2 separate regions of the Homo sapiens genome follow, and region 1 is linked to region 2. The links are chromatin contacts, found by Hi-C in ENCODE. All regions are on one chromosome and are shown on one strand. The core of a region is the stretch at or near the end of the contact, and the rest is flanking DNA. Distances in the headings are between cores, read along the strand shown.

Region 1 (5,622 bases), core at 1,905-4,404, 2.3 Mb before region 2:
TCTCCAAATTGCCAATTTTTTTTTTTTTTTTTAGACAGAGTCTTTCTCTGTTGCCCAGGTTGGAGTGCAGTGGCATGATTTTGGCTCACTGCAACCTCCTCCTCCCAGGTTCGAGTGATTCCCCTGCCTCAGCCTCTTGAGTAGCTGGGATTACAGGCGCCCACCACAATGCCCAGCTAATTTTTGTATTTTTAGTAGAGACGTGGTTTCACCATGTTGGCTAGGCTGGTCTTGAACGCCTGATCTCAAGTGATCCACCTGCCTTGGCCTCCCAAAGTGTTGGGATTACAGGTGTGAGACACCATGCCCGACCCAAATTTCCAATTTTTATAAGGACGCCAGTCCTGTTGGATTAGGGCCTAGTGACCTCATTTTTAACTTGATTACCTCTGTAATATCAAATCAAATTCAATTCATTTGGAATACTTCCAAGTAAGGTCAGCTACTGAGTTACTAGGGGCTAGAACTGCAGAATATGAATTTATTTCCCTAATTTCAACGGAAAACTCAGAGGTAACGAAAGGGAATTCAACCTTTGACAAATGTTTATTAAACACACAGTTGTGATAGACACTGGTTCTAGGTGCTTCATTCATTCATTTGCACCTAGAACCATGTCTGACGCATAATGGGAGCTCAATAAATATTTGTTGAGTGAATAAATTAATTCATTCCACAGTCATTCAGGCTGTAAAAGGAGCCTTCAATTCCCTCAGTAAAATGAGTTGAATTACATAATTATCTCTTAGGTTTGTTGACAGGATGAAATGAATGTATTATTAATAATAACTATTTATAAGAAGCTTCTACATGCTAAGATAGATGGTCTTCATGTACAATGTTTAATACTCACAATAGCCTTATTAAAATGAAATTCACTGGCAAGGCATTGTGGCTCATGCCTGTAATCCCAGCACTTTGGGAGGCTGAGGTGGGCAGATCACTTGAGGTCTGGAGTTCGAGACCAGCCTGGCCAACATGGTGAAACCCTGTCTCTACTAAAAATACAAAAATTAGTCAGGCGTGGTGGCATATGCCTGTAATCCCAGCTACTTGGGAGGCTGAGGCATGAGAATCACTTGAACCCAGGAGGTGGAGGTTGCAGTGAGCTGAGATCATGCCACTGCACTCCAGCCTGGGTGATAGAGGGAGACCGAGTCTCAAAAAAATAAATAAATAAATAAAATAAAATAAAATAAAATAAAATTCACCTAACGTAGAAGTCACCATTTTAACCATTTTAAAGTGTGCAACTCAGTGGTTTTTAGTGTATTCATAATATCGTGCAACCAATACCACTATGTAATTCCAGAATATTTTCATCATTTTCCAAAAACTCTGCGCCCACTAAACAGTCCTATCCATTCTCTCCTCCTCCCCTAACCCTTAGCAACCAAACATCTACTTTCTGTCTGTGGATTTGCCTATTAAGAACACTTCACATACATGGAATGATACACTATGTGGCCTTTTGTGCCTGGCTTCTTTCCCTCAGTATATTTTTAAGGTCCATCCCTGTTGTAACATGTATCTGTGCTTCAGACTTCTTTATGGTCTAATAATATTCCATTAAATGAATTTACCATATTTTGTTTATCCATTCATCAGTGGATGGACATTTGTTTCCATTATTTGGCTATTGTGAATAATGAGACCCCCCCCTCGCTTTTTTTTTTGAGACGGAGTCTCTGCTCTGTTGCCCAGGCTGGAGTGCAGTGGCGTGATCTCAGCTCACTGCAACTTCTGCCTCCCTGGTTCGAGCTATTCTCCTGCCTCGGCCTCCTGACTAGCTGGGACTACAGGTGCCCACCACCACGTCTGGCTAAGTTTTTGTATTTTTAGTAAAGACGGAGTTTCACCGTGTTAGCCAGGATGGTCTCAATCTCCTGACCTCATGATCCGCCCACCTCGGCCTCCCAAAGTGCTGGGATTACAGGCGTGAGACACCGCGCCCAGCCAATGAGACCCCTTTTGACGCAGGGCAGGTAAGCCCCAAAGTGCGGCTGAGCCCACAAGGGTTCTTGGCTTTGCCCAAGAAAGAATTCAAGGGCAAGTTAGAGGCAGAAGAAAACGGCTTTATTGAAGTGGCGGCGTTACAGCTCCATGACTGCTCCTGCAGAGCAGGGTTACCCTCTTAGGCAGAGTGTCAGGGCAGTTTTGCTGTCATATTTATACACACTTTTAATTACATGCAGATTAAGGGGTGGTTTATGCAGGCATTTCTAGGGAAGGGGTAGTAACTTTTGGTTTATGGTGCCACTGCCATGGAAAGGGGCGGTAACTCACGAGTGTTGCCATGGCAACGGTAAACTGACTTGGCTGGCTGGTGAGCGAGTCTTAGGGAAGACAGCTTCCGTCCAGGCCCTGTTTTAGCTAGTCCTCAATTTGGTCAGGTATCTCAGCCCCATCTCTGAATGGAGGCCTGCCTTCTACCTCACCTTTGTAGAAGTTTTTGTGAATACATGTCTTCAACCCTCTCGGGTGCGTATCTAAGAGGATAATACTTTTTGGGGAACTGCCAAATTGTTTTCCGGAGCAGCCGCACCGTTTTGCATTCTCACCAGCCGTGTATTCGGGTTCCAATTTCTCCACACTCTCGCAACCCTTGCGCTTTTCTGTCTTTTTGTTTATGGCCATCCTAGCGGGTGCGAAGTGGGATCTCACTGTGGTCGTGCTTTGCATTCACCCTATGACTAATCATGTTGAGCCTCTTTTCACAGACTTAATGGCCATTCTACAGCAGCCTTTTGAGCTAGGTTGTAATCTCCATCTGATAGCGGAGGAAACAGATTCAGAGAGTTGAAGAGACTTGCTTAACGCAAGGGGGTGGTGGGGCTGTGCCTGGGACTTGGGTCTGTCTGTCTCTGAAGCACCGCAGAACCAAATTAACGGTAGAAACAAGTCCAGTCTGAGCGGCAGGAGACCTGGTCGCTGGTGCGTTCACCTTGGACAAGTCCTTTCCCGGTTCCGGGTGTCACTTTCTCCTCCGTGCCACTTGGGGCGATATACTTCAAACATCTCTGGCCTCTCTAGGAACCAGAATCTCTAAGATCAATCGTTCTAGTGCGGCGTTTGCCCCGCCCCTTCAGCCCCCGTTGCCAGCGACGCCGGAAGTGCTCGGCTCTTTTTGTTTGCACCCGCCTCCGACCCGGAACTGCTTTCTTGGGAAGATGGCGGCTGTGTCGGTGTATGCTCCACCAGTTGGAGGCTTCTCTTTTGATAACTGCCGCAGGTGCCGCCTTGCTTGGGGCTTGGTTCAGGGAGGGAGAAGAGTGCGGTGCTCGGGTGGGAGCTGGGCCAAGGTGTGATACGAGAATTCTGAGGGAAGAATTCATGGCGGGGCCTGTGGCCCGCGGCTAGTGTGACTCAGGGGAATCAGGGCCTGGGCGTGGGTTTCTCCTGAAGCCGGGTCTGCTCTCCCACCTTCCCAGCGCACTCGGCCACCGTTTATCTCCGTCTCCTAAGGCACGTCACGGCCCCTTTGTAAGACTGTCTTCGTTGGAAAACGGGAGAACAGTGCTGATGGTGGGAGGATTCATTAAACAGATGGGCGTGAAAACAAGTAGCAGCTTTCCTGAGTTCTCTGTTAGGCACTTTTCATGCCAGTGCTGTGCGATGTGGTCCTGCCCTTCAACACTTGATTCTCTCATTTGCTCTTAGGAATGCCGTCTTGGAAGCCGATTTTGCAAAGAGGGGATACAAGCTTCCAAAGGTCCGGAAAACTGGCACGACCATCGCTGGGGTGGTCTATAAGGTAAGCCGGGTTAGGCTAAGAGCAGCAGTGACTGAACCGGCAACAGGAATCAGAACACTTGGCTTCCGGTGTCTCTCCCGGCTCGGTCTGGAAAGGCAAATGCTATAGAATACATCAGGAGACCGTCTTTCAGGAGCGACTGCTTTTGTCAGGTTTTGTGTGCTTCTTAACAGTTTATGTTCTTTCCTCACTTTGCTGAGGTTTTTTCTTTCTTTCTTTTTTTTTTTTTTAAACAGGTCAGTTAGCTTCTTAATTACTAGTTTAGGAAGCTGAAGTATGTGATGGGAGATCACGAGATTTGGGGTCAGACAGGTCTGTCTCACCTTTGAACTCTATAGTGCTGATTCCAACTTCTGGCAGCTCACTTTCCTTCTCACAGGGACACCTTCAGATGCATCAAATGGAGATAACTCCTGCCTTAAATTGTTGGAAACGTCAAAAGGGATAATGATTACCTGTGCAACATGTTTTAAAGAAAAGCAACATGTTTTAAAAGGAAATTGATAGTGATGGCTAATTTAATGGAAAGATTCCTGAGTCTTAATCCAGGTTTTTTCCAGATTAGCTCTGATTTACAAGGAATTTACCCGACACCTGAGCCTCACTTGAAAATGGGAATAATTCTTACCTACTCAGGATTCAATTAGTAGCATTTACTAAGAAACCTTTTCTTAAATCCTGAAAGTGTAGCACAATATTTTTGCTATGAGTTTTGGCTGGCGTTTTGAGATTAGGGGAGCATGTGGTATGGCCAACATAGTATTCCCTAAAGTAGAATAGAGAGTTGCGGTTGGCTTATATTTGTAAAATTGTTTAAAAACTTTTTTTTTTAATAGGATGGCATAGTTCTTGGAGCAGATACAAGAGCAACTGAAGGGATGGTTGTTGCTGACAAGAACTGTTCAAAAATACACTTCATATCTCCTAATATTTAGTAAGTATTGATTCGTTTGAATAACTCTTATATTTTCAAACATGTCAGGGCTAAAAATTGACCTTCCTGTGCTCCTTACTAAAACCTGTTTTTCAACCTGTATTTTCTGTCTCCCTTAAATGGCATTTCCAGCCACCTGTTACCTAAGCCAGTAACTTCAAGTCCTCTCTTTGCTTCAGTCTCCAATTGAATTGGTGGCCAGTTTTGCCCTCTCTGTGCCTCTTGAATCCATTCCCTCCTATCCTTTCCTTTGCTAAGGCTCTAGTTTGGGTTCTTTTTTCTTTTTCTTTTTTTCAAACATTAACTTGAACCATAGAGGTTCTTTTTTCTTAGCTGGACTATTGCAGTTACCATTTAATTGGCCTCTCTTAGGCATCCTATTGTTCACTCTTCTGCCATACTGGATTTTGTAAAACATAGATCTGATGGCATCCCTTTCTTAAAAAGCTTTTCAAGAGACTTGTCACATTTCCACATGGCTTTTAGGATAAAAATCAAAATTCTGTGGCCTTGCACAGTCTCATAGAAAGCCTACCCTTCAAGCGTCTTTTTCAGTTGCCATCACCCTGTGCTCCAGTTACGTCTGAACTGTCCCTATTTCCCTCATCTCCAAGCTATTCTACCGTTGCTTATGTGAGATTCTATTTAGAAACTCTGCCTTCTCTGCTTGTAGAGTGTTTTTATTCCAGCTCATATATAACCTTTTCCTTTTTTTAAACATTTTTTTCGTTCTTTTTTTTTTTTTTTTTTTTTTGGGAGAGATGCGGTCACACTATGTTGCCCTGGCTGATCTTGATCTTCTGGCCTCAAGTGATCCTCCCGCCTGGGTCTCACATAGTGCTGGGATTACAGGCATGAGCCATCATGCCCAGCCTGAAACCTTTTCTTAATGATCAGAATCAATTACCTTCTCCTCCGGTTTCCCGTAGGATTT
Region 2 (5,244 bases), core at 1,195-3,694:
GTAGGTTTGTGGAGAGAAATGGGGGGACAGTGAGGCCTTCTTACTGATACCACGGACAGCTCCAAGAATTTCCAGAGGACTTGCATCAGACTCTATGAGTGGTTCTTGCCTCCGCTGCCTTAGAATCAGCGGAGGAGCTAATTTAACATGCAGATTCCCAGGTCCACCCAGATGTGCTGCATCACAGTCTCTGGGGGTGGGGTCCAGGAGCCTGCATTTTAAATAAACACCCCGGGTTGTTCCCATGCAAGTGGCCAGACGACCATGCTTACAGAAACTCTGAAACAAAGTCATGAAGGGAACAGATGCGAGCGCCCTCTGCTGCTAAAAAGGAGGTTTGGATCTCTTAAGTTTATGACTTGGACATTTCAAGGCAGTTTATTCAGCAAGTGAAACCCCTGGACTAAAGCAAAGAAACAAGACACCTGGAGAGATGAGAGAGGAAGAGGGGCCACGTTCCTTGACAACTTCTGTGTTTCTTTCACCCTGTAGTGTCGAGCGAGGCAAAGTTCCCCTGTGTGCAGTCGTGGCCGCTGTGGTCAGTCTGGGGTGCTGTTACACCTTCTCAACCCCACTTCCTAAAAAAACAAATGCGGCTCCCTCAGGTGGGAGGGGAGAGCTTTCTCCTTGGTTTGGCTTTAAAATGATGGCAACTCCCAAAAATGGAAAGCAGGGGCTCAAACAGGTATTTGTATACCAATGTTAACCGACATTCTTCACAATAGCCAAAAGGTGGAAACAACCTAAGTCCATTGACAGATGAATGGATAAAAACGAGGTGGTGTATGCACACGACGAAATATTTTTCAGTCTTAAAAATGAGTGAAATTTGGACTCATGCTACAACATGGAGAAACCTTGAGGACATTATGCTACGTGAAATAAGCCAGACAAATACTGTATGATTCCACTGACATGAGGAACCAGGAATAGTCAAATTCATAGTCAGAAAGTAGAAATGGTGGTTCCCAGGGACTAGGAGAGAAGGGAATCCCGACTTATTGTTTCATAGACACAAAGTTTCAGTTTGGTAAGATAAAAGAGTTCCGGAGACCCATAGTGGTGCTGGTTGCACAACAATGTGAGTATACAGAATGCCACTGAATTGTACACTAAAAATGGTTAAAATGGCAAATTTTGTTATATTTTACCACAACAAAAAAAGTGATATAAGTAAAAGCAGTCAGGCTGGACGTGGTGGCTCACGCTTGTAATCTCAGCACTTTGGGAGGCTGAGGCGGGTGGATCATCTGAGGTCGGGAGTTAGAGACCAGCCTGGCCAAGATGGTGAAACCCCGTCTATACTAAAAATACAAAAAATTAGCCGGGCATGGTGGCCGGCTCCTGCAATCCCAGCTACTCACAAGGCTGAGGCAGGAGAATTGCTTGAAGCCGGGAGGCGGAGGCTGCAATGAGCCGAGATCACACCATTGCATCCCAGCCTGGGCGACAAGAGCGAAACTCTGTAACAACATCAACAACAACAACAAAACAAAAACAAAAACAAAAAAGAAAACAAGAGACGCGGTGGTTCTGCTTGTAATCCTAGTACTTTGGGAGGCCGAGGCTGGCAGATTACCTGAGGTCAGGAGTTTGAGAACAGCCTCGGCAACATGGCGAAACCACGTTTCTACGAGAAACACAAAACTTAGCCGGGAGTGGTGGTACATTCGTGTAGTCTCAGCTACTCGGGAGGTTGGGGTGGGAGGATCCCTTGAGCTCTGGAAGTTGAGGCTGCTGCAGTGAGCCGGGATCGCGCCACTGCACTCCAGCCTGGGCGACAGAGAGAGACCCTGTCTAAAAAAAAAAAAAAAAAAGAAAAAAAGAAAAGAAAAAGAAAAAATCGTTAATATCCTCAACTCGAGTGGGAATCTATAGGGGGCTTACCCATGCCCATGACTTCCCCATCCCATCGGGAGCTCCCTGAGAACAGGGAAAAGTGCCTCCCCTCTTATCTGGGGGCGCTCAAAGGACCAGCAGAGGGTTTCTTCAGCGGAACACTCTCTGCTCCCCTAGGGCCTGGGCTGCTCACATCCATCGCACTGAGGAGGGTCCCATCCATTGCACTGAGGAGGGTCCCATCCATTGCACTGAGGAGGGTCCCACTGGGGGGCTCCTCCTCCGTCCTATCGAGAGTTATCCCAGCGAGTGTTGGCGGGGACTGAGCCTCCTGCTTGAGGTAGTTGTTTTTACTCCCAGTCCCCAGGCTCACGAGCCCCACGCGCGCTCAATCTGCCCTCCCGCTTCTCCTCGCCACTCCGAGTTCTGCGCCCTCGAGATCCAGCGCATCCGCGGGGTGGGCGGGTCCTGGCGGCTCTTTGCCCTCTTCCAACATGGCCGCCGCTGCCTCTGTGACAGGCAGGGTCACGTGGGCAGCCTCGCCTATGAGGTCGCTGGGGCTCGGCCGGCGATTGTCCCTTCCCGGACCCCGTCTCGATGCGGTGACTGCCGCTGTCAACCCGAGCCTGAGCGATCATGGCAACGGGCTCGGGCGGGGAACGCGTGGCAGCGGCTGCAGCGGCGGCAGTTTGGTGGCGGACTGGGGCGGCGGAGCGGCGGCGGCGGCGGCGGTGGCACTGGCACTGGCCCCGGCCCTGAGCACCATGCGGCGGGGCAGCTCCGAGAGCGAGCTGGCGGCCCGGTGGGAGGCGGAGGCGGTGGCTGCGGCCAAAGCGGCGGCCAAAGCTGAGGCCGAGGCCACAGCGGAGACGGTGGCGGAACAGGTCCGCGTGGACGCGGGCGCGGCCGGGGAACCGGAGTGCAAGGCAGGGGAGGAGCAGCCCAAGGTCCTGGCCCCGGCCCCGGCGCAGCCCAGTGCGGCTGAGGAGGGGAACACCCAGGTCCTTCAGCGGCCGCCGCCCACGCTGCCCCCGTCCAAGCCGAAGCCGGTGCAGGGCCTCTGCCCGCACGGGAAGCCCCGGGACAAGGGCCGAAGCTGCAAGCGGAGCTCGGGCCACGGTTCCGGCGAGAACGGCTCCCAGCGGCCGGTCACCGTGGACAGCTCCAAGGCCAGGACCTCCCTGGATGCCCTGAAGATCAGCATCCGCCAGCTCAAGTGGAAGGAGGTGAGGCCCGGCCCGACCCGGCCGCGTGGGCACAGTGGGGTGGACAGGACGACCTCAGAGGTCTCGGCACGGCCCAGGTCAGGTCGGCGGGCGAGGGCTGAGCTCCTGCGGTGCACCACGCTCGGGCCTGCTTGTCAGCCGCAAAGTGCTCATCCTTCAAGGCCTACCCCCCAAAATCACTTCCTCCAAGAGGGCCCCCCAGACCCCTCCAGGTCAAGTTAGCCACTCACTCCTCTGCCTCCCTGCAGCTCTTTTTATGTCTCAGCCATCAGCATTTGCCTCTGCTTGTAGATATGTGTACGTCTGTCTCCTCCACCAGCTTGTAAGCCCCTGGGGCCCCGGACCCGCTCTCTCACTTCTTCATTGAAGTTATATTTGTTTAGCACTTGCTGTGTGACTCTTGGGCAGAGGAACACTTTTTATTTTGGAGGCAGACAGGCCTAGGGTCTCACTACACTTTGCTACTTAGCTGTGTGACCTTGAGTAAGTTGCTTCACCTCTTCAGCCTATTACCTTCTCTGTAAAGTGAGGCCAATTATACTTATCTCATCATCTTGTTAGCATTAGAAGACTCACTACTTAGTGTTTTATAGCACAAGTCTGCAATAAATGGTAACTTACGTTACCACCTTCTCCTTTCTCTCTTCTTCCACCATCATCACCATCACCACCACCAGCACCACCACTGTCCTCATGATCAGTGGTATAAAATCAGGCACTGTATTTTATATTCCAGGCTTGGCTTACGGCATGTGTCAGTAAGCAGTGAATGAAAGGGTGAATGAATACATGAGTTATCATCCCTGAGCCCATTTTAGACTGGCAGGGGATGGAATGTAGCACCAGTGACTCTAGAGGTGTCTGTTGCAATTGGCTACGTGGATAAAGCCATTTGACTTTATTTGCAGCATATAAGGTATTTAATGTGCTTTCAGGAGTGTCAGGAGTTTGATTAAGGATAGCTGAGTGTGGACACAGCCAGTGGTAACAGGGATCTGCTGCGGGTAACAGAGGACTCAGGTTCTTAGCCCTGTGCCTTGGCTATGGTAGATGCTCGGTAATGGTTTCATTAAGTTGGAACATACAGAGAGATGGCCACAGAAAGGACTGATGTGGTCAGAGGGTTGATGTCCCAATAGGAAAAAGTGCATTTGGTTTGGAGGGAAGTCAAGGATCAGGCAGAACCGACTTCCAGGTGGATAGGGTGTAGCCGTTGGGGAAGTTTGACTCCAAGTGTCTGGGCCCCCAGCCTTGGGGCTTGGGATTCAGAGGGGAACTTTCATGCTGGGGAAACTTGGGGAAAACAAAGGCAGGCTCTCAGTTCTAAAGTATCTGGGTTTCTAGGCAGGGCCCCAGGTCCAGGCCAGAGATATGAGGGCTAGAAAAGGTACAACTGGACAACTTGTCAGTGCCGTGGTCTTAATGAAGGGAGAATCCAGCAAATAAAACCAGGCTATGGAGTCAGGCTAGGCAGATTGGCCCAAGTGGGGCCTCCACTTAGCTTATCCCTGTGGGAGAGAGAGACATAAAGCAGGCCAGATCTCGTTTGCTCGGAGAGATGGGGCCAGATGGACTAATACATCCCAGCCCAGGTTCGTTCACTCATTCCGTAAATGTCCACTTTGGAGGTGCCAAGTTCTTTGCTGGGCCCTGGGAACCAAACATACTTAAGATGTGACCCTTGCCCCCAAGGACTTCATGGTTCAATAGGGAATAAAACACAAGTAAAGGAATAATTGCGGTCATTACAGGTCATTACATTGCTGCTGCATCCTGAAATTCTCCCTTTTCATTTATTTGCATGGCTTACTCTTGTCACTTCTTTAGATGATACCTTCCCCATCAATCTCCAGCCCTTGGTATTTATTTTTTTTCCATAGTACTAAACTTCGCCAGGCATTATATTATGTATTGCTTGTTTATTGTCGTTTCCCTCACTAGAATGTAAGCTCCATGAGGGCAGGGGCTTTGTTTTGTTTATTGCTGTACCCGCAGGTACTTGGCACACAGAAGTTGCTCAATAAATATTCGTTGAATGAATGAATACATTATGTGATGAGTGTTTCTGTGTGAAAGGAGAAATGCTGCGGGAGGTAGAGGAGGGGCACCCAGGAAGGACTTCCTGGAGGAAATAAACCCGAGCTGAGTTGTGAGTGCTGAAAATGAACTGGAGTTATTT

Evidence for each region. Hi-C counts contacts between places; a loop is a spot of excess contacts on that map. Pooled maps may share reads with other maps.
Region 1: a map of CD4-positive, alpha-beta T cell shows a loop between it and region 2 (10-fold over the local background). The contact joins the promoter of PSMB7 here to the promoter of TTLL11 in region 2. A Hi-C loop is called at or near these places in 3 of 168 maps with a recorded cell type or tissue (CD4-positive, alpha-beta T cell and CD8-positive, alpha-beta T cell) and 6 of 50 pooled maps.

Annotation. Positions count from the first base shown.
Region 1 is chr9:124,412,974-124,418,595 of GRCh38, reverse strand. PSMB7 (proteasome 20S subunit beta 7) reads left to right here and starts at 3,154. Exons shown (of 8, transcript NM_002799.4): 1 at 3,154-3,232; 2 at 3,661-3,754; 3 at 4,591-4,688. The coding sequence starts at 3,171. RefSeq lists an enhancer at 3,198-3,247.
Region 2 is chr9:122,090,508-122,095,751 of GRCh38, reverse strand. It overlaps TTLL11 (tubulin tyrosine ligase like 11), which reads left to right and starts at 2,444. Exons shown (of 9, transcript NM_001139442.2): 1 at 2,444-3,065. The coding sequence starts at 2,604. It overlaps LOC124902263 (a long non-coding RNA gene), which reads right to left and starts at 1,620. Exons shown (of 2, transcript XR_007061757.1): 1 at 1,580-1,620; 2 at 352-578. It overlaps LOC124902262 (a long non-coding RNA gene), which reads right to left. Exons shown (of 3, transcript XR_007061755.1): 3 at 4,473-4,715. RefSeq lists enhancers at 2,264-2,453, 2,203-2,916 and a silencer at 2,804-2,853.